Regions from separate parts of the Homo sapiens genome. Here all the other regions are linked to region 2. Evidence: chromatin loops called from intact Hi-C (ENCODE). Cell type or tissue: natural killer cell. All regions are shown on one strand.

The links. Peaks named below come from ENCODE experiments on the same cell type or tissue, not always from the same donor. Only the 100,000 strongest peaks of a DNase experiment are listed, where the experiment ranks them.
Region 1: a loop joins it to region 2, with 6 times the contacts of the local background. A loop is called at or near these places in 49 of 110 quality-filtered maps.
Region 3: a loop joins it to region 2, with 9 times the contacts of the local background. A loop is called at or near these places in 79 of 110 quality-filtered maps.

What each region holds. Positions count from the first base shown.
Region 1 is chr13:77,488,522-77,496,521 of GRCh38, forward strand. No RefSeq gene overlaps it. Among named protein-coding and RNA genes, the nearest start is that of SCEL, 43 kb to the right of the region's middle. In natural killer cell, no CTCF peak of the experiment used is centred here; a DNase peak (open chromatin) is centred at 4,550.
Region 2 is chr13:77,747,339-77,755,338 of GRCh38, forward strand. It overlaps SLAIN1 (SLAIN motif family member 1), which reads left to right. Exons shown (of 7, transcript NM_001242868.2): 5 at 5,865-6,020. Among named protein-coding and RNA genes, the nearest start is that of MIR3665, 53 kb to the left of the region's middle. In natural killer cell, a CTCF peak has its summit at 4,682 (motif pointing right); a DNase peak (open chromatin) is centred at 4,703.
Region 3 is chr13:77,588,486-77,596,485 of GRCh38, forward strand. It overlaps SCEL (sciellin), which reads left to right. Exons shown (of 33, transcript NM_144777.3): 10 at 659-739; 11 at 2,910-2,975; 12 at 5,029-5,088. Among named protein-coding and RNA genes, the nearest start is that of SCEL-AS1, 14 kb to the right of the region's middle. In natural killer cell, no CTCF peak of the experiment used is centred here; a DNase peak (open chromatin) is centred at 4,766; H3K27me3 peaks cover 195 bases.

The DNA of each region.
Region 1 (8,000 bases), 260 kb before region 2:
AAATTATTGTTGACTGTAGTCAACAACACCCCACAGAACCCCACAGAATGGGGTTCTTGTAAAGTATTGACAAGAGATTAATGGATAGTTTGCAAATATTTTCTCCCATTCTGTGGGTTGTCTCTTCACTTTGTTGATTGTTTTCTTTGCAGTGTAGAGGTTTTTAAACTTCATGTGATTTCATTTGTCCATTTTTGCTTTGGTTGCTTGTGCTTGTGGGATATTACTCAAGAAATCTTTGCCCAGACCAATGTCCTGGAGAGTTTCTCAATAGTTTTCTTTTAGTAGTTTCATAGTTTGAAGTCTTATATTTAAGTCTTTAATCCGTTTTGATTTTATTTTTGTGTATGGCAAGACATATGGGTCTAGTTTCATTCTTCTGCATATGGATATCCAGTTTTCCAAGTACCACTTATTGAAGAGATTGTCCTTTCCCCAATATATACATTCTTGGCACCTCTGTCAAAAACTAGTTCACTGTAGATGTATAGATTTATTTATGGATTCTCTATTCTGTTTCATTAGTCTATGTGTCTGTTTTTATGCCAGTATCATGATGTATTGATTACTATAGCTCTGTAGTGTAATTTGTGAAGTCAGGTAATGTGATTCCTTTCATTTTGTTGTTTTTTCTCAGGATAGCTTTGGTTATTCTGGGTCTTTTGTGGTTCTATGTAAATGGTTAGGATTTTTTTTTTCTGTTTCTGTGAAGAATGTCATCGATATTCTGATGGAGATGACATTCAATCTGTAGATTGCTTTGGGTGGTATAAACATTTTAACAATATTAATTCTTCCAATCCATGAATATGGAATAGCTTTCCATTTTTTTGTATCCTCTTCAGTTTTTTGCATCAGTGTTCGCTATTTCTCATTTTATTTTATAATCTGGGATATTAGTTCATTTATTAAGTGCACACGTATGTATCTGTGTGTTTACTGCTCTGCGGAAATACAAACTAGTATAAAACATACAAACTAGTATAAAACATGATCCTCTAGTTAGGGAGAATAGGCATAAATATATGAAAAGTTGAATATTTTACCAAGATGAGGCCTCACAAAATATTATATATATCTCAATTATCTTTTCAAGTAATAGCTTTCACTTTTTGAATTATCTTATCCACATAACTTACTTTTTAATTTCTGCAAGGGAAGGTTTTTACTTACGAGAAAAAACAAAGCTCGGAGAGATGAACTTGCCCAATGTCAAATAGAAAGTGAAGAAAGTGCACAAATTGAAACTGGGGCTGTCTGTATTCACAGACCTTATCATTTCTCATAAAGCCAGTATGATGGAGATTTACCAATTTCTTTTTTGCCATCCAGGTATCAGAACCCACTCTCTATGTTTGGGAAATGCTCTCCCTCTGATGCCATCCAGCTACTCACCTCTCCAGGGTTCTTGCTGTTAAGGCATGGGGCTGGGCTCTGCCAATCAGATCCATCTTCTCTCGAGACTATGAGAAACTGGGACACAAGGAAGCACACACCACCCAGAATATATTTGGACAACATTTGGGGGTGGAGGCGGCAACCATATTTGGTTCTCAAAGGCAGCAGTGGCAGTAGAGTTCCTGCAGCAGCACCCAGGGTCTGGTCACTGGCTGCTGGAAGGTGCTGTGCTGTCTGGGTCCAGCAGGAGTTCCAATGTCTTTACCTGATAAGTCTTGTGGTTTGACTGTGGGAATTGTTTCCAGCTGTAAAATCCATAAGTTTGCTTCTCTAGCCCTCCCAGAGAATATATGGGCTATCCAACATCTTTTAAATAGTTTCTGTTTCTGCTTTAATTAACCAGGGTCAGTTTCTATTATTTGCATCTAAAAGTCCTGACTGTGACTGAAAATTGTGCCAGAAGTTGTAGGCAACAGTTATTCAGGAAAACAGGAGGGAAACTGTACTTTATTCTCTGTCTTGGTAGGGTTTAAGGGGAATTGGAAATCAGGTTGATATTAAGAAACTGAACCTGAGCATCCATCGAAATTTGTGAAGAAAAAACAAAACAAAACAAAACAGTTAATCAAATGATCACTTGTGTCCACTCGGGTGATAGCCCCCTTGAATGCTAGGTTTGGGAGGAAAAATGTATGCTGCAAGAGAGTGGTTGAAGGGTGTGGAGGAATTCAAGGATTGTAGAGTTAAGCAATGGACACTTCAATGGCAGAAAATGACAAACTGAAAGTCTTCAACTCTCAGCTCAAGCCACCCACTGAAAACTAGTCTCTTTCTAAGATAGTGCTGAATTGGAACCCACACTCAAAGATTTATCCTCCAAGTTGCTTCTTTACATCAATGTATAACCTTTTCTAGCCTCTTAGATCAAAGTTGGGGCTCTGACATAGGGTATTAAGTAGGTGCCAACACAGGGTGGAGACGTGAGAGAAGTTGGGTTGCTCAGTGTGTAAATCTTCCCATGCCAGTGCACTGTCCTCCCCTGCAACCAAGGTAGGCATGTCCCAGAGCCTATTTTAAAGTCAAACTCCCCAAATTTACAAAATTTTGCTGCTATGTTTGCAAAAATCTGGCTGATGCACGTGGCAATAAATTCTGAGGATGTTGACTAAAGTGGGAGGACTGTGATTGAGATCAAGTACGATATGTCAATATATGTACCTGCACCTCATCTATATACAATCTAGGTGCGGGTACCTAGATTGTGACTAGGTTGAACACAATATTCAACTGGGGTTGATTGTAGTTACTTATTGTGGTCAACTGATGAAACTTGGACTCAGCGGTGGCCTAGATATTTGTGTTATACTATAAAGGAAGAAATGAAACAGATGTAGGAAAGTGGGAGGGAATTTTTTTGTGTGCCATCAATTTCTTAATTCTTAACTCTGGCTCCAAGGCCTTGTTGATGCATGCATTGAGAAATTCATTGGTGAAGAGAATTCCAGCATTAAAAAAATCCCTATAGAGGATGTTCTTTGTGGATCTAGAATGCAGTGAGAGGAGACACAGCTGAAATGAGCTCTCTGATTTCACTGGGATACTAGGATCCCAGAGTAGCAGAAGCCCCATAGCAGCACTTAAACATTGGACGCAAATGGGTCTGGGCAGATGTGGAGAAGGTGGAGGGGGAGTCAGTGTGTCGTCAAAATGGTCTAACCCTAGAAATCTTTGACATTTGCTAATCAGTCATTGGTGTCCTAGAAATAAATTATATGTACAACCCAGCAAGAGAATATTTGATTTCTAAAATAATACTAACACCAACCAAAACTCAAAGACTCTAGGTATGGCCATCAGGGACCTAAATTCAAACCACATAAGAAAGTGTTGGCCTTTTACCAATTTCCAAACTTAAATTTTCAGATACTAAAAGGATGCCTAGGTACTCTTGAAAAAGAACTCTGTGTTCATATCACATAAGCATATTTCTTCCAGCCTTCTGCAAAGGGACCTTCAGCTATTGGGATGACTGTGCATTGGGAAAGAGAAATGTCTAGACCTTTTAGGGGTAATACAACAGTTGCTCAGAGTTAAACTAGAATTAAGCTAGTTCCTGGGAATACCATTCATTCATCTGTTCATTCATTTGAACAATTTTTATTGATTGCCTACTGTGTGTCAGACACTGGGGACTGGTAATATTTTAGTGAACCAACCAACCAAAATTTTCTGCCTTAGTGGAGTGAAAATTTTAGAGGAAGAAAAATTAACAGGTGAAATATATGGTGTGTCAGGTAGTGATTTAATGTCCTGGCAAAAATAAATTAGGGGTGGGGTGAGGAGTGAGGAATTCTTCATTTCTCATGGAGCCAATTGGGATTAGAATAGAGGGAAATAGGGCTGGGATTCTTGTGGTGCCCAGTGTAGACATAGATTGAATAAATAATGTAGTAATACACAACACCAAATACATAAAGTAGTAAATGGAAAACAATTTTACTTGGCTGAAGGAACCAAAAATTTACCAGTAGGGACTTAAAAGATGCAAGGGTCGGCCAGGCGTGGTAGCTCACACCTGTAATCCCAGCACTTTGGGAGGCCGAGGCGGGCGGATCACGAGGTCAGGAGATCGAGACCATCCTGGCTAACACGGTGAAACCCTGTCTCTACTAAAAATACAAAAAATTAGCCAGGTGTGGTGGCGGGCGCCTGTAGTCCCAGCTACTCAGGAGGTTAGGCAGGAGAATGGTGTGAACACAGGAGACGGAGCTTGCAGTGAGCCAAGATCGTGCCACTGCACTCCAGCCTGGGCGACAGAGCGAGACTCCATCTCAAGAAACAAACAAACAAAAAAACAAAAACAAAAACAAAAGATGCAACGGTCTCCATTTAACTTCCCCATATGACTGATGCAGGAGGCAGATGCGTGTCAGAGAAAGAAGTATTTGTACTTCTAATATAGAAGCTTAAATCCTAATATAGGATTTAAACTAAGCATGCATTGTAGAGAAACTAGCTCATCATGGATGATCCGTAAATACTGCATTATATCCTTGAGTCCTCATCCCCATTGACACCATCAACCTTTGCACTGCTGATCTTGTTATTAATTTTAAAGCACTTAGCTGCTCAGCAGGTCTCCATGGAGTGGTGCTAGAGAGTCAAGTACTATTCAGTATCTGAATATTATCAGCTGTGAGCTTGATTGATGGTTATATTGTTTGTTTCATGAATGGCTTCCCTTTCTGCTTAGTTTTATCATCATTAATCAGTGGGGTAGCCTGCTGGGTGTTGGAATCTAAACCAAAATTAAAATCTGTTTATTCAGGATGGTTTCAGTGAATCATAGTACAGCAAGAGAAGAATGGTGCAAAGGCTTATCTTTCAGTACATTTGTTTCAGAAACCATTAGTTCAGTTATACGGAGTGTGTTCACTTTTAGCCTTGAGCTGGGTAACTTTGGATTTGATCCAGAGCATTAAAGTACAAAGAGAAAATTTCCTCCTATTTAATGCAGTACTTTGTTAATAACATGAAGAAAAATGATGTCAGTTCTCTTTTCTGGAATATATAGCCTGAATTATCCACATTAATTCTCTTTTATTTTTGTTGTAAAAAGTTTTTTCCTCTATTATAAAATAAACATATTTATTATAGATAATCTAGAAAATTCAGAAAAGTGAAAAGTAAATGTGTTAGTTTTCTATTGATGCATGACCAATCACCACATACTTAGTAGCTTAAAACAATATACATTTATTATCTCACAGCTTCTGTGGGTCAGGAATCTTGTCTTGGCTTAGTTGGGTCCCCTGCTCAGAGTTTCACAAGGCTGTGTTCAAGGTGTCGGCCAGGGCTATGGTCTGGTTGGAGGCTTGGGGTCCCATTCCAAGCTAAGGTTGTGGTGACAGAATTCATTTTCTGCAGCTGTAGAACTCATGGTGGCTTGTTTCTGCAAGGTCACAGAAATCTTTCCTTTCAGGGAAGGTCTAGGCCCCTGTCAAAGGACATACATGTGTAGGTCAGACCCACTCTGGAGTAATCTTATTGACGAACTCAAAGTCAATTGTAGGTACTTTGATTACCTCTGTGAAATCCCTTCACTTTTGCCATATAACAAAATAAAATCACAGGAACAATATTCCATCATATTCACAGGACCAGCCAACACTCGGGGAGGAGGGAATGATATATAGTTTTGGGTCCTTAGAATTCTGTCAATCACAGGAAAGATATTCAAATGAGGTATAGTAACAACAACCTCAAAATTTTAAGGTTTTTTTTCTATATTTTCTCCTACACAGAGTGTTCTTAACGTAGTTGGTGTTACATTACATATTGCATGACATTTGTTCTTTTATTTTTATTATGGAAAATTTCAAGTGTACACAAAAGTAGAAAGAAGACTGGAGTAAGCTCCTCTGAATCCACCACCTGGCTTCAAAAATAATAATCATTCTGTTCTTGGCACAAGTGTGATGATTTTTAAAACCGTGTCAGAAAATATCACTCCCCTGTTCAAACCTGACGTAATTTTCATTGTCTTTTGGAATAAAAGCAGGAAAACAGTGCTTTACTTAATTAGTCCCCATTGTTGAAATAATAATGTTATAGTACATATTTTTGCTTACAAACCTTATCCATCTGAAGTATTATTTTCATAGGCTAAAATTCCAGAAGTGGAATGATTAGGCCACAAATATAAACATTTAAAATATTTTTGATGCATATATCAACTGGGGTTCAGTGAGAGAACAAAGCCATGGAGAATAATAGAAAAATACTTATTATAAGATATTAAAAGCCTTACAGAATCCGGGGAGAAAGTCTAGATTGAACTTCCAGGAATAATTCTCTATGCTTTCCTCTGAATTGGGCCAGCAAGGGTACTGATGCCTCTTTTATGAATGGTCAGGAAACCACCTGCTGAATTGAAAAGTGACCACCAGCACTGCAGGATCCAGAACCACACCATGCTGGCTGAAACTCATGCCAGCAAATGGATGCCTCAGATCTGACCTATGTAAAGACAGTGAAGGGACACTGTAGTTCTCTTAACTCTGTCATCATAAACCCAAATGCCTCTACATCTATGGTTGCCAAAAGAAATGCCAAGCAGCCAAAAAGGCCTCTGCCTCATGTCTGCTTCTCAAATCTCACCAAGAGGCATTGACTTGTACCAACACAAACCATGTCAGAATTGCAGCGACCAGGGCATCTGGAAAATGGAGTTTCAGCTTTCTGGCTTTTGCAGTTTAGCAAGTTAGGAAACTATTTTAGTCTAATTATTTTAGAATAAGAGAAATGGCTGTTGAGTAACAATCCAACACACCCATGGCAATACCTTCTAAAGTATGTCAATTGCTTCTAAAGATGTTATGACAGGTTGTGGTCCCATCAGGAAGGGATCTGATATTGGAATGTACCCATTTCACAAGACTACAACCTATGGTTGGGTTTAGTTCCTTAAAAACCTTTGCAGGAGATATATTTTTGATAGACCATCATAGGACCATACTGCTTTTGAGATTGATTATCCGTGAGGTTGACCACTTTCCCAAATATTTGATAAGTGATGTTTTATTTTTTGAAGTAACTAGCCATCTCTTTCCCATGAATATATTAGGTCCTTAGTTTTTTTCCTACTGAATTTACACATGTGTATATTTTTTATTGTGATAAAATATAAACATAAACCATAAAATTTACCATTTTGACCATTTTCAAGTGCACAGTTCTGGGCATTAAGTATCTTCACATTGTTGTGCAGCTCTATCTGTATCTGTTTTAAAATAATTAACTTTATTGAATTTGCTGCAAATGTTTTTTCAAGTTTCTCATTTAATTGTTTGACATAGTGTTCAAAAGATTTTATATCAAGTTTTCCAATACTTCAGATTTCTTCTTTTTTCAAAAAAAGGCTTGGACTTAAAATTTAAATCTTTTAACTTTGAAGGTTTAAATCTATGATATGGTCAAGGTTTTGTTTGTTTATATATATATATATTTTTCAGCAAATATGAATATCTTACATACTATAGCTTTATAATATATTGAAATATCTTATGACATTGATCTTTGTTTTTAGTTTTTATTTGGCCTGCTCATCTGTCCTGAAATAATAACAACGCTTCCAAGAGGTACTTACCAGTTCACTTAAGCTTTGTAAAAATTGCATGTGCTAATGTTCATTTGTAAATGTGTGAATCTTTATTTATTCCTATAATTTTTCATCCTGAATGTTTTCTTTTGCAGTTGGAATAAATTAGCAGACATGAAGAGAGTATAAATCCCCTCGACAAAAAAAAAAAAAGAGGCTTTTTTCTGTAGGTTTGCTATACAGGTCCTTGACACACTCAACAGGACTCTAAATTTCATTTTACGGCAATTGCTTTTAGAATGGGTGGTTATAAATGATTACTTTTTTCTTTTTACATTACTAGTGTTTTTAGTTTGTATATTTGGTATCATAGTTTTTCAAATCCAGCACATTTGGAATTTATAGGTTAGATAGGACAGGGCTGTTATTTGGAATCTCTGTGCAAAAATAGCATTGCCGACACTTTATTTAGGGAAAACCTAATCTGCCTAAGTAACTAAAA
Region 2 (8,000 bases):
GACTGGCTTCTGATTACGTGTCCCAGATTTATAAACGCACAGCCTCAAGAAAACCTTCATGACATAGCTGGCTCGGAATGAGTTATAAATGTGCGGCATCTCTGCATTGTTGCTGGTGCCTGTGGCAGAGGCAGGGTTGTACAAGCTGAGAAGTTTGTGGTCAAGCCCATGGAGGCAAAGTCTGTGAGTTGTCATTCCTTACCTTGTCCACAGCCTTCAGTCTCTTACTGTCTGTTCCTAGCACAGAGTGAGGTTGTAAGCATGAATGATGATGCTTGCAGAGGATGCTGCTCTTACACAGCCAGATCTAGGCAAGTTTGGGATGTGTCTTTCCCTCTGATCTCCTGACATCTAGAATTAAGATCTGTGTAGCAGCAGGAACATGGAGGTTGCTTTCCATTAGCATTTGACAGGGTAATGGGAAATTGATCTGTCTTGTCAACATGGTGGGTTGCTGTCTGTGTCATTCGTTTATTCTATCTCTTCATCATTTATCTTTCTTCCACACTTGCAGAAGTTGGACTCTGACTTCTAAGAACTATGGGAGAAGCAATCATGTAATATTCTAAGCCTGTTGTGTTTTTGTACTAATGATCACCTGAACCCTCACACATAAATTCTATATATTATGGAGAAACAAACCAATAAAAAAATTTATAATTATACAATTACAGTTCTTAATTATTATATAGCACTATTTCTCAAAGCTGGGTCCAGATGTGATCAAATGGTCTTTAAAAATATTTATAGGCCAAATATAAATTTTGTATTAGTGATCAGCCATAACCCTGTATTTAGTTTTTACCCTTTCTTCCTTTATACTGGTATCATTCATGCTGATGCTAATTAAGAGATCATTTGGAAATATTTAAAATTTTGTATTTGTAATTTCTCTTACTACCTTGAGATTTCAAGTTTAAAGGAGTGGTGGCTAAAAAATGTCATCATGACTAACATATTAAAGCTCATAGATCAGAAAGACAATGTATTCCATGTGCTTAGTGGAAGTCATAACATCTTATTAAAATTGAGAGGGCACCTAGAGTTATTTCTCTAAAGCTTTTTTTTTTTTTTTTTTTTTTTTTTACTTAAAGTGTTTTAGAACATCGTAGTCAAGTTGCCAAGCAGATGCTAGCTCTGCATCTTGATTGATATTGTCAATGGGATCATTTTTCTCCGCTTAGCTGTTTGTTGCACCTCAGAAAAGTGGTATTCACTTCCATCAAACACCGTTTGAAAAGGATTAGGTTTCTGTGAATCCTGTGCTGGGATACTCTTCACAGGAAAGTGGAGACATATCACAGTTTAGGTCCCTTTATGGTAGTTTTATTTTGCCTAAAATGTCTAGTTTTCACAATACAAGAAAAATGGAATACAAAGGCAATCTTCTGGATATGACTTCTGACTAATTAGCTTAATGGTTGAGAGCAGAGGCTCTGAAGTCCAGTAGATCCTGTGTTTCTCAACTGTCTAAGGTTCGGTTTCCCTAACTAAAATGTGGACAAGATGATATCTGTCTCTTAGGAAACTTAGGTATAATTTCACACCAAACCATCTGGTACACATTTTCTCCACCTAAATATATTATAAGGAATAAATGAAATAATGAATGTTACATTGCATGTAGCCTGGAGTGGATGTGCTAAATAAAGGTTGTCTTCTCCCCTTTTGTTTTTAAACTTTTATTAACATATGATTCAGATGTCCTAGCCTGCATTTGTTACTATAGAATATTGAGCAAAAAACTGAAATAAGAATGGTAACTTTGAAGCTAATCTATTAAATATTTTTCTAAATTATCAAAATAATATAGATAGAAAATAATTGTAAACTGTTGATTCATTTTAAAATAATTGAGAATAAACTAGAAATGTATATTAATATTTACTGCTTTTGTAGTTCCTACACTGCCTAGATTTAAAGAGATGGTTCATAAAACTTTCTGGGATATTTCTGAGATTCATAGAATTAAAAGAAGCATAACTGGAATAACTTGCTAAATATCAAAATGACTCAACTTGTAGAATCTTTACCAACTTTTTTATAATTCTACGGTATGGCAGGGGTTACTGGAGGCATGATGTAGTCCTTATTATCATGAGGACCTCCCCTGGAGCCTGTGTTGCCTGGATGCCTAGATCTAGCTGTTTGGTGGACAATGAGTGTCTCCTTTAGTCCTAAAGATTCCTGAGTCTTTGTTCATAGAGTGATGAGTCTTGCTGCCTCTTTAATGTGAGCAAGCTCATTTGAATTCTTTACTTGGTCTATTCTTCCAGTTTCCTGCTGCATCTCAGCCCTTGAAGATTAAACTGCTGATTTCTTGTGAAGATAGAACTAGAACATTACTTTTGGTTCCCTGAACTTTAAAGAATATGTGGTTATTAAAACGTTCCACATTGTTTGACAGGAAATGTACCTCATTTCCAGATGGTCTGACACAAGTTGGAGATCACAGCTTTGTTCCAAGGGGAATAGTGTCCTAAATATTTACACTTGGAAGACCTTATTTTTAAGAGCATATTTCAGGATTAAAGCTTTGTGAAACTGACTTGTTGCTTAAATATGAGTAAAGATTGGTTTTAAAGACTAACACAGATTAGAGGCATAGCCAAATGTAACGTATGGACCTTGATTGGATCGTGGTTTAGAGGAAAAAGCTTGTGAAAGATATTCTTGGGATGTCTGAAAAATTTTGTATGCAGATTATCATATGATATTGTTAATTTGTTTACATGTGATTACAATATTGTGATTCCATAGAATTTTCTCAGGAGATCAATATGCATTTAAAGTGTCAAGATGTCTGAAGTTTTATCTTGTTTAGCAAAGCAAACAAAAGTACATGTGGAGATGAATTAAATATGGCAAAATGGAAACAACCAGTATAGCCAGGTGGAAAAACAGGTGTTTATGATACTATTTTTTAACATTTCTATATGTATGAAAACTATTATAGTAAATAGTTGGAGAGAGATTTTAAAAAGAAATATAGAAGCTCAATTAATTTTCTCAATAGCATATAATTATGTTCCTGTGCCTCCCTGCTGCTTAAAAATATATGTATTGGAAATATGTATAGTGAAAATAGTCTAGTACTGATAGAGGCTGTCTTTTTTACACCAGTTTTTGTAATAGTCAAAAGATCTAGATATGGCCACTAAGATTATGTAGAGATGAATCCTTCTAATTCCTCCCTTCTTACTACACACTGTCTGCCAAATCATACACATAATATTTGCTGATATATAAAGTACCTGCTCTGTGAGGCTGGGAACTTTAATAGGAATTTGGGAATACGAGACGTATGATTGTTAAAAATAGGCATCAAGAAGATAATGAGGAAAATTGCCAAGGAATCTAACAGTCAGTGGCAATATTTGAGCATCCTTACTCTAGAACTACACACAGAAAGTAATGTGTGAGAGGTAGATACTTCCAGCTGGGAAGTCCATAGAAAAGCTTCTCTATGGTGGGGATAATTGTGCCAATTCTTAAAGTATTAGTAAGACCCACATGAGTAAAATATTCTTTTGTGCTTTCTACCATAGCACTCTCTACAATTTTTTATGCTCTCTTATTATACATATTATCTAAGTATACTTATTGTGCTTGTTTAATCTTCTGCCTTTTCCACCCCAAGGGAGCAAAAATTGCTGGACATGGCAACATTTAATAGGTGTTAGTAATGTCAAAGGAGTAGTGTATGAAAGGGGAATAAGAAGAGCTGAGTTTGATTTTGACTTGAATGCCTTTTGGATTAGCATTCAAGTATATCATTATTTTCTGGTTTTGCTTGAAAGAAAATGACCACAAGATTGAATGCTCTGATATGTGCACTTTAGTGTTTTGCGGTATATATCAATAAAGATAAAAATATCTTGTAAGTTGGAGGGGTGAAAAAAATTTTAGATATTACAATGATTTATGATCTTCCATGGTTTACCCCTATCAAAATGTTAATCTTTAATATTTATTTTATTTGGGAAAAAATTTAATTTTAAGTTTAATTAAATTTATTTTAGATTTTCTCTTTAGGATCAACAATGGGTGGGGAAGGATTGAGAAGCACTGGTCTAGACTATAAACCTAGACCATAAATCTTGACTATAAACTCAATGAGACTCTGGACTGTATCTGCCTAATACACTGTGGTATCCCCAACAGCTCACAGAGTGTCTGGTATTTAGTGTAAACACAATAGATGTTTGTTCCCTTGTTCATTTGTTCCTTCTCCAAAGTGAGGTTGGGTGTCCACATGGAGGGACCAGCCTGCTCACAGGTATGAGAGAGTTCACCCCTGTGGTCGGGGAGCAGGCTGAGAGGCCAGGCTGGAGAAGTATAAAGAGCCTGGGCCTTGAAGCCCTCATCTGGGCTGTGCTCAGGAGCTTGGCCTTTCAGAAGAGGGAGCAGGGGAGGAATTGAGGAGTTGGAGGGATTTCAGCAAGTGGGTGACGCATGCTGTGCTCTAGGAAGAGTGGAATCGAGTACTTGAATTAGTTTTGTCCTTGAATTAGTTATGGCTTAGTACTCGTATATATGCTTTTTTTTTCAGTTTAAATGACCTGACATAGGTACTTTAGTTTTTGGGGGATGTGTATTGATCAAGGAAAAAGTGTCTCATAGAGTTGTGGTCTTGTGGCTGGCTTATTTCACATGTGTTATTTCACACATCTCAACATTGAGATCTGTATGTGACTCTCTGCTGCCTCTTGGTGGCAGAAGATGAACTTAGCAAGGCAAAAAAATTGAAGCATTCTCTTGGTCTTTTTTATCTGCAAACATTTGGTGGCGTACTCATGAAAGTTAAAACTTTCCAGAGATTAATGTGGTCATGTTAATGTGATGAGTGGATATTTCAAGACATCTGAAGTTTGAATTTTATTAATTTGTTCCATTTTGATATGGTAGCAAAAGATTCAGTAAATGTTGGTTTTGATTCTTCTAGGGTTCTTTTTTTTTTTTTTTTTTAAGAAGCATGTAACTTAATTTCTAGGGTTGTTTTGGTAAATTTAATGGCTATAAGATTATTTTCTAACTTTTTAAATATAGTTTTAGCCACTTATTGAATAGGAACAGATAGCTAACTGCTTAGCTAGTCCCTAAGTCTTTTTATAGAAGTTTCGTTCTCCTTTAACACATTGTATTAGTTAGGGTTCTCTAGAGGGACAGAACTAACAGGATAAATGTATATATGAAGGGGCATTGATTAAGGAGTATTGACTCACACGATCACAAGGTGAGGTCCCATGATAGGCTGTCTGCAAGCTGAGGAGCAAGGAAGACAGTCGGAGTCCCAAATCCTCAAAAGTAGGGAAGCCGCCAGTGCAGCCTTCAGTCTGTGGCCAAAGGCCTGAGAGATCCTGGCAAACCACTGATGTAAGTCCAAGAGTCCACAAGCTGAAGAACTTGGAGTCTGATGCTCGAGGGTAGGAAGCATCCAGCACAGGAGAAAGGTGAAGTCTGCTCCTTCTGCATTCTTCTGCGCTTTTATCCTAGCCATGCTGGCAGCTGATTAGATGGTGCCTATCCAGATGGAGGGTGGGTCTACCCCTCCCAGTCCACTGACTCAAATGTTAATCTCCTTTGGCAACACCCTCACAGACACACCCAGGAGCAATGCTTTACATCCTTCAATCCAATCAAGTTGGCACTCAATATTAACCATCACACATGCTTATTTGGTGGGAACCCTTCTGGTTGGGAAGGGTGTTTTCCTGTACAATAGGTTAGAAAGCTTGATCATCAACATGTAATAATTTGTATTTATTATTGAGCACAATATGACTTTTGTTATTTGCTTTTGAAAGCTAGTACTTTGGTTGCATAACATCTGTCATTTTTAACTTAGTAAAATTCTTTTCCAGATAAGCTCCGAAGAAGTATGCCTAACCTAGCCCGGATGCCAAGTACAACTGCCATTAGTAGCAACATTAGTTCTCCGGTCACCGTGCGAAATAGTCAGAGTTTTGACTCAAGCTTGCATGGAGCTGGAAATGGAATTTCAAGAATACAATCTTGTAGTGAGTATAATTATTTGATATAATTATATATTGTATAATTGTATAATTTTTTATAATTTTTAATTGTAAGGAAAATGTCTGTTTTATTTCTTTGTATTTACTTGAAAGAACACTAAACTTTTTTCCTTGCCGTGTAACTTATTTTTTTATTTCACCATTAGAGTTGAATAGTATTTTTACTATTCAAATAGTATATTTACTATTCAACTTACCAGTGCCTGTGGTATAAATTACTTACCAGTGCCTGTGGTATCAATTAATAATAGTAAATTGTTATTTGTATAATAATAGTAAATTATTTGTAGTCCTTTATATCCTAGGATAGTAGAAGTACTACATGGTGATTGATTTATCCACTCATCATACAAAAATTGTTTTCCTTGCAGATCCTCCTCCTTCTAGCTGTCTACCTGAATAAGCACACTTAATTCTGTTTAGCCGTTCCTTTTGTCTTGTTTTTCACCTATGCATACTTTTGTCTTTTTCCCCCTAAATGAAGTTATATTTTAGAGTGTCTAAAGTAGTTTTTGTCCACTCTATTTAGCTTACCCCACATTCTGTTACTTACTTTCTATGTTTTACCCAGCAGTGAGTGACACAGTTAGCATTAGGCCTAGTGCTGTGTATCTTCACTTTATGTGGGGATGTGCTGCTTCGGCATCCCCCTATTCCTACTCATGCTGTCTATATGGGTTGTTGCAGTTAAGTCTTACACTGACTTCCAGGAGGAAGGCACAAGGTTATATTACCAGTATTCATAAAAATGCCCAAACTTGGGAGGCTGAGCATGTTCTGAGTGTACTGGCCAAGAGTCGTCAACCGGATGTTTTAAGTCTGCATCCAAAATGGTTTGTAGCTTTTCTCCCTCAAACTTAGTTTTAGGTGTCAGGTTGTATCTCCCTAACATGCAGCGATCTTTCATTTCTTTATGTTTTAGTTCCTAACAACCAAGTGACATCATTTACTCTGTACAAGGAACTGTGCTAACTAGTTTATATTCATTATCTTATTTAGTTCTACCAACAACTCTATGAATTAGTTTCTACTGCCATTCTTATTTTGTGGAAGAGGCAACAGTTCTGATAGGTTAAGGAACAGTTTGTCTAAGGCCATACAGTTGGAAGAGCAGAGAGGCAGACCTAGGTCTGGTTACTCCCAGAGCTTTTAACTGCTATCATATTCTAGCTCCACGTGCTGTTCTTCTCTGCCTAGCATTCTTCCTTTTCCTTCTTCGTTCAGTTTACTCCTATTTACTTTTATAACACAGTCCAAATACCATGCCTTTGGAAGTCTTCATTGCTTACTTAATCACCCTAACACACTTTCTCAAATACCCCCCAAACAATACTAGAGTGGATTAGATTTTCGGTGCTTACCTCTGTTATTCAATGTACCATGTTTTACTATTAATATGTTTGTCTTCCTTACTAGATTGTAAGCTCCCTCTGGGCTTGGGCCATCATTTATTTGATTTTCTGTTCCCAGTGCCTGACGTATTGCCAGAACATAAGGAACTCTCAGTGAATGCTTGAATGAATGCCACAGGATTCTATGTTAAGGCTTGACCTATTAAATATTTAGAACCAATGACTTGTATAAGGACACATAAACAACCTATGAAATTTGCCAATAGTAGAAACCGAGAGGACTAACAACTCATTTTATGTCAGGAGGTTAGGAGAATGGGCCAAATGTATCATGAAGAAATTTAGCTGATAGAAATATACAATTCTATGTCTGAATTACAAAAATCAGTAACATACCAGCCTAGGCAATATGATGAAACCCCGTCTCTACAAAAAATACAAAAATTAGCCAGGCATAGTGGCACATGTCAGTAGTCCTAGCTACTTGGAAGGCCAAGGTAGGAGGATCACTTGAGCCTGGGAGGTTGAGTCTGCAGTGAGCCAAGATTGCACCACTGCACTCCAGCCTGGGCAATAGATAGAATGAGACCCTGTCTTGAAAAAAGAAAAAAAA
Region 3 (8,000 bases), 160 kb before region 2:
CTTAGTAAGGTGCTGACTCCATCCAAAATGTGCACATAATTGCCCATCTCCAGTTCCTACCTCATTAAGTCCTGCCAACTCAGAGACTGCTGTGGTGCTTCATTGGAAAGTTTAGGCTGACGGTAGATTGTATATATGCTTTGTCAGCATCAAAGTGGCCTGTGCTGACAATATTTAAGTCAGATTTAGTTAAGAGCTTCAAATCAATGCTACCTTGAGGTCTCTGAAATTAAAGCCTTTTCTTGCTGTTTCCATAGCAGCCTGATAGTTGACATAATCCCCAAAGAAGCTTATATATTAATACCCAAGGACCATTTACAGTTCTCATGCACTGCTGACCTGAAATGCCATGACTAGAGCTAGATATACTAGCAAAATATTGAGTTATTTAAAGAACATAGTATAGTCCAAACTATAGTGAAAGAGGATTGGGTTTTCAAGAACCTGATTAAATAAACTTTAAAAATACACATATTTTCAATATTTGACTTCTTTAAAGTTTAGTGCTCCATGGATTCTGACCTTTCAGGTACCTCACACATGGGGGTTGTAAGATGCAAAGGATATTTTTATGTAGGCAATAAATGCATTCAGTTAATAGATGCTAAAATTTACCATGTTTCCATGGTGAAATGAACTGCTGTTTTCTGTTTTAAAGGGAACCAGGTGTTCACCCTCCAATACCTCCAAAGCCCAGTTCTCCTGTTTCTTCTCCTAACCAGCTGAGACAGGATAATAGGTAAGACCTAGTACTCCAGAATTTCTTGACAAAATGAAGTTCAAGGGAAATGAAAGTAAATGGACTGTGACCCGCTGTGGGCAAAGCATGAATGTTTTGTGTGCACATTCCCTAAAGAAGCGCCTGTAGAACTTTTTCTAATTTTATTTCCCAACACATATGTTTATTTATGTTTGTCTTTGAATACTAATGGCTAACTTGTCTTAAGAAAATATGCCTTCAAGATAAAAATGGAACAATATTCATGTTCAGAAAGTGTTTGTACACAGACTTTTTATATATTTGCTCCTAATATACAAATATAAATACATATATGTATTTGACATGTATCACATATAATATACATATAAACCATATTAAAAATGTATTTTTTGTTCATGTTTGTTCCAAGTTAAGTTTCCCACTAAGAGATACAGATTCTGATGAACGATGTTCTTGAAACTTTGTGTTACCACTCAAATCCTTGCTTATGTTACAAATACCTTTGAGTAGTTCTTTAATCTTTTTTTACTGAAGGGATTTGTAATTTATTTCAAAACTATCACAAATTTTGAAAGATGTTCTAATTGACTTGTCTCTGAATCAGGAAAAATAGACTTGCTTCTCAGCTTTGAATCTCTGTCACTCTATAATTAATACTTGGAAACAAATTCAGAGATCTGAACTCTTCCCATGTGTTACATTTAAACTGTTTAATATATCTTGAACAATTTTTCAAGATGTACACCCCACATTTCCATTATTATTGTGAGATTAAAAAATAGTAACTCAACGGAGATTGACTACATTACATCTCCTTGATTGCCTACTGTTGCTTCTTTTGTATTTTTGCTCTTCGATGGTGATTTTTTTGACACCACGTAAGACACAATTATGAAACTATTCTTTAATAAGACACAACCATAGAACTACTTTTTAGTAGACACAATTATAGAAATATTCTTCATTAAGAGAGTAACTTCAGTTACAAAGTTTTGACTGGGCAGCAGGACCATGTAGCAATAGGTGTTAAAACTCCAGGTTTGAATTTCTGTTCAGTGAAACTGCACAGGATCTTTGAAATTTTGTCCATAGGATGAGAGCATAATTTTTTAAATTGAGTCAAGAGAATATTTCTTCACTGAACTAATTAAAAATATAGATCAGATTTATAACTTTTTGTTTGTATGATGGTTATAATGATCTCTTAAAAATATCTTCTCAAGCTTTTTAATCTTACATTATTTTTCCTCTAACTCTTCTAGTATTGAGCAATTAAATCCCAATTTGAATAGAATTGTTTTAAGGGGCTAAAATTAATTGGCCTTAGTACCACCGATATTCTAATCTAAAATCAGCATCACTAGAGCTACAAGCTTGTTTAAATTTAAAGGAAGCTAAATTTCACAGGAACTTACTACTCAAATTTCTTTATTCTACCAATGATCTAAAAAATAAAATTGGGACAACTTGCATGTTTTTTTAAAGTCCTGACTACTTTAATCACAGCAAGATGATTTTAATGAAAGAATATGAAATGGAAGTGTTTCCTATGTAATTAACACATGTCCTCAGGAGTACAAAAAATAGTCGAATATAGCTTCTTGAGAACAAGTAGGAATGTATAAGTAGGTCAACCAGATACTTTAAAAAAGAGTAGAGAAAAGTCTTAAATTGTGCCAGAACCTAACATAATAAAATTTAATTCTGTCAGCTTAGTATGGTCATTCCCAATGTAGTAGGTGTACTTGAAACATAGACTCTTCTTCCCACCTTTTATGAACAAATATATTTCTTGATAGTATTCAAATGGGATAATTCTTTAAGAAAAAAATCCCTTTGATGCCCATAACAAAAATTAATATTTTAAAATGTTATATCATTATCTGATAGAGATAAGTATGAAAATGCTTTATTGATGGAGAACAAAAAACAACATAAACATATTTAGAACTTATAAGTCTAGATAGATCCAGTGGTTTACAAATATGCGATAAAGATAGATTAAATTACAAACTCAGTATACTGGAGTTCCCGCCAACCCAAAGAATTTAAGTTTGTTATCTCAGGTAGTGTTATGGTTCCAACAAACACTGATCTTTTTGTACATAAATTTTTTAAAATAAATTTCAATTTATCAAAAAGTGTTTTCTTTTCTGACTGATATAATCTTCTAACTTTGAAAATATAGGCAGATACATCCACCTAAACCAGGTGTATATACAGAAACCAACAGATCTGCTGAAAGAAATATAAGGTACACTGATTTCTATTTATATCTATGTAACTGTAGTAATGATAAAGTATGCTTTCTCAGCACATTAAAAAATGCAAGGCAATTAATAATAAGGTAGACAAAATCAGTTTTCCAACTGACTCCAAAATATTAATAAATGTTTTTGTAGGCACTTTCAGAATTTTGTTCCTTTTAATTCTATCCCAAACTTTCCATTAAGAAAACTACCAAAATGGTGTGAACAAGGTAACAGGATAAGATCAAACCCACTAAAGGCAGGAAAGCTTGCTCACCTCTTTATTCCCAGGACCTGCTCTGAGGTCTATGATATAGTTGGTGTGGATGTATAAAGAGGTGGAAATACAGTTGTTCAGTTGAACTTGTGTTACAAAATCCTGCAGCATCAGGAAGAAGCACATTGATGCCATTTGTTAAGGGACATTCACCAAATGTCGTCGGGGGGGAGGGTAAGGTGGCATTCCCCAAATGTCTGGTCTCCCGATTTACACTTCTAATTTATGCTTGTTGTCTTGCACATCCTATTTAGTCTAGCATTTGTTCTGGATGTGTCTTCTTTTTCTCCCTTTTCTAAGGAAAAAAATTACTTTTTGAAAATAGTTTTTAAACAGTGCAATTTTATAGGTCTATCAATATGATAATTTTTCAGTCAAAAGATTTTTATGACTGAAAAAATTACTTTGAAGTTTAAAACTTATATACTTTTCATTTTTTATATTATCCCCGTTTGACTTTCAGAAGAGTGCCATTCTAAAAGACACATCACATGTATTCTCTTCTTTGGAGAAAGTCATGTTTCCCTTGTTCTGAGGAGCTTACAGCACCACTCTTGGCATTCCCCAACCTGTGTTCTATGTGCCACAGGATGTCAATGCATGTTCTGCAAAAGAAGAGTTCAGTGTTTCACTACATTTAGGAAACACAGTTTAATAGAGTTTTCTGCCACAGAACTTTTCAGAATCTTTAGTGTGCTTATGTGTATTCCAAATCAGCAAAAGTCGGTTACATTTCCCAACTTACTTGGCTACAAAATCCTTTCTTCATGGAACCTTATTAACCATCTATGAGATACTGAGTTCTTTTCTTTTCTTCTTCTTCTTCTTCCTTTTTTTTTTTTTTTTGACAGGATCTTGCTCTGTCACCCAGGCTGGAGTGCAGCAGAGAACTTATAGCTCACTGCAGCCTCAAACTCCTGGGCTCAGGAGATCCTCCTGCCTTAGCCTCCTGAGTAGTTGGGACTACGCGCACAGGCCACCACACCCAGCTAATTTAAAAAGAAATTTGTATGTGGAGATGGGGATCTCCCTTTGATGCCCAGGCTAATCTTAAACTTCTGGCCTCAAGGGATCCTCCTTCCTTGGCCTCCCAAAGTTCTGGGATTACAGGTGTGAACCACCACACCCAGCCCACAGTTCTTAATTACTATAAGAATTTTCCTAATTGTTCCTTTTATGATCCAGGGATATTGGCATTGATCTGATTTGGAATACATGAGCCCTCTATGTGCTCAGGTGCTTCCACCTATTCTAGAGTCTGAGAAGACAAACATTTTCACCCCTTTAGGGTGAAAAGGAATAATTAATTAATTAATTGTATCTGTTGCTTAATGCTGCTTGGTTCTGGTAGAAAACCTTTTGAACTCACTTCTGTGTTTACTTGTCAGTTAAATGGATTTTGTTTTCTATGTCCTTTTTGTAACATAGAACCTGGGAGCTGGCAATACAAGTCTTCAGGAGAAAATGTAGTTATTTCAGTGAGCACTAGATGGCAGAGCCAACACCCAGGTGGAATAACAGAGGGGAGTGTGTGTGTGTGTGTGTGTGTGTGTGTGTGTGTGTGTCTGTGTGTGTGTGTGTGTGTGTCAGTGGGGGATGTGTGTGTCTCTGTGTGCCATGAGCTGACATAATAGAACCATTTTGTCATTCTGTTAAACTCAGTAATTCCTGAACACCACCTAGACTATTTACTTTATTTACTGAAAACAAATGAGAAATTTTAGCTCCTTCAAAAATAGCTCGACTATCATTGACCTGTATTTATTTTTCATTGTTTGAAGGAGTCAGGATCTTGATAACATCGTCAAAGTGGCCACTTCACTTCAGAGAAGTGACAAAGGGTGAGATCTCAGAGCTTTTGAGCTTGGGTTTTATCTTCCCTGGTGTTTCAAAAATGCTTAACCACACCTTTAAAAGTTCCAAATATGAACAAAATCCTAGTGCTGTATATCGTATATAATTTAAAATAAGAAAGCATCAGTTTCTCCAGATAAGTATTCCTGAATAGTGGATGGTGCCAACATTTATGGACACTCTTCCAACTCTGCTGCTTTTTCTGGCAATTTTACTCACCCAGTGACCTCAGCTGTCAAGCCTCATTCCAAATATCCAGTCCTGTATTTATGTTGCTGGTCCAGATCTCCACTCATCTCCTAGCACCACCCCTCAGGATGTCCAAGGTCATATCCAAATTCCTTCCCAAATGTGCTGTTCCTCACTTCTCTGTTCTTGAATTCCTGCAGACTCACCTTTCTGGAATAATTCTTGATTCTTCCTTCTCCTTCCCCTTCCCCTTAAGTAGTATCATGCATGCACGAATTAAACATCTAAAATGTCCCTCATGTGTACACGGATTTCCCCTAGTTTAAAACCTCATTGACTCCTTCACAGATTATTAGAGTAGTTATTCAGCTTTACTTACACTCTTCAGGCTTTCCTTCCACTAAACTATTATCACCCATCAATGCCATAATTTTTCCAAAGATTCTGCTCAATCACTGAACCAGATCCACATTGCCCATTCAATGGCATATAACCTCATTCAAAGCCCTTGCGAACCTGGCTCCAGCCTCACATTCCAGTTATTTCTGTTTTCACTCCTATATTTATCCTACGTTCATATCAAGGGAAACCATTTTCTCTCTGTAGTTTCCAAATACTCTGGCTTTGTTTATACCACATGGTAGCCTTTTCCAGCCTCAAGCCACCATGCCAATCCATCCAAGCCCTGCCCATTGTTCAAGATCTGGATCAAGTGGCACCTTCTCTGTTGTCTTCCCTGAGTGATCCAGTGAGATGTGACTTCTGCCTCTATTAGCACTTAGAGTTGCACTATTCATATTTTATAAGAGCGAATCATACTCAGTTTTGTTTCCTGTTATTTGCATAAGTGTGTTACCTTCTCTATCATCTCTATAGTCTCTCAGGGCAGATATTTTGTCTTATTTGCCATTTACAGTGTGTGACATGATGCTTTGTACACAGTGTTTAATAGATTATGGTAAAATCATAATATTCCATTGTTTAAGTCCAAAGCTCTCAAAAATATTCCTTGTTTAATAGATTTTAGTAATGCTAAGAGTGTTGTTAGAGATTGCAGTCTCTGTCAAAAGAATTGAAGAGAAGAAAATGTGACACTTGGCTTTTCTGTGCAAATTCATAAACAAAATAGGAGCTCTGAATCCAGACAGAGTCTATAGAAATTGTCCTGAATGTTTCATTTCCATGTCTTCCCTCATTGAAGTGTCTAGATCTCTAATTTTATTGATTTATTTCTGTTGCAGGTAATATTTTGTTTCCAGTAGGGATTAGACAGTGGTTTGGTGGGTGATCGGGATATCTGAGAAACAGATAAGTGAGTGACTCTGAAGGGAAATTATGGTTTGGTGTAAATCAAATAAAAACTGTCAGAGAGGCAGTTAGTTTAACTTTCCTGTCCCTGCTCCCTAGCCATAATGCTCAAATTCCACAGCCAGGTACATTTATCACAGAGAGAAGTTGCTGCTTGACAGGGATCAGGAAAAATGTTCATGGTAGTCATCATAGAGTATTGTTTCTTTGGACCATCCACAGGGAGTAGAAATGGCTTTAGTTATCCGAGCTGCTCTTTGTGAAATGGAATGTTACTGCTATCTGATTAAGAGCATTTAATTTGTTACAAATGCAATGGTGAAACTTAATATCCAAAGCTTTCATCAATTTAAAGTCATTTTGAAAGCTTAAGTTTTTTATTTGGAATACAGTATCCATTTTATTTAATTTGCCACAGAGTGTCTTCTCATGATTTATGCTAATTTTCTTGGGATAAAGCAACTCCAAATCCTGATAATCTCATCATTGTGACTCATGCCAGTCAGGAAAGCCTGGGGCTAAAATTTATAGGACTCGTGGGTTTGCTCTTTCCCTTGGGGACATGAACAGATTGTTAGTCTCAGAGTTAGTGGGTAGAATATCAAGCAAGAAACAGTAATGGGTTACTGTGTCAAGGGACTGGGTAGTGTTTGTCACACACAAGGATAGAGCATTAATTTTTTTGTTGTTGTTAGAGGCAGCAACTTTTGTATTTCAGTATTTATTCTCAGGCAACAATTCTACCATTGATACCTAAAACTACTTGACAGGATTCACCTATGTACTGGCTGTTAATTTAGGGTCTCTAAGAGGACTACCCTCAGCAGCTATTCTTGCTATAGTGTCATCGTGCCAGGCATCTTCAAGCACATAAGTGACTTAGCAATTGCATCTCTCTCTAAAGGCTAAGTCGAAGTCTTGGTGTTTCTAAGTGCAATTAAAAAATAAGTATAGCAAGCATTTACTAGGTTGGGCGTGGTGGCTCACACCTGTAATCCCAGCACTTTGGGAGGCTGAGGTGGGCAGATCACCTGAGGTAAGGAGTTCAAGACCAGCTTGGCAAACATGGTGAAACCCCATCTCTACTAAAACTACAAAAATTAGCTGGGCATGGTGGTGCACACCTTTAGTCCCAGCTACTTGGGAGGCTGAGGCAGGAGAATTGCTTGAACCTGGGAGGCGGAGGTTGCAGTGAGCCAAGATCATGCCATTGAACTCCAGTTTGGGCAACAAGAGTGAAACTCTGTCTTAAAAAAAAAAAAGTATAGCAAGCATTTATTAAACAAAAAATTTAGTAATGACAGGGCATTATTTATTATAATGGCCCAAATTAATCAGGAATTTATGACTTGTTAGGCATTGTGCTAAATACTTTATATTCATGAGCTTATGAATCTTTTCT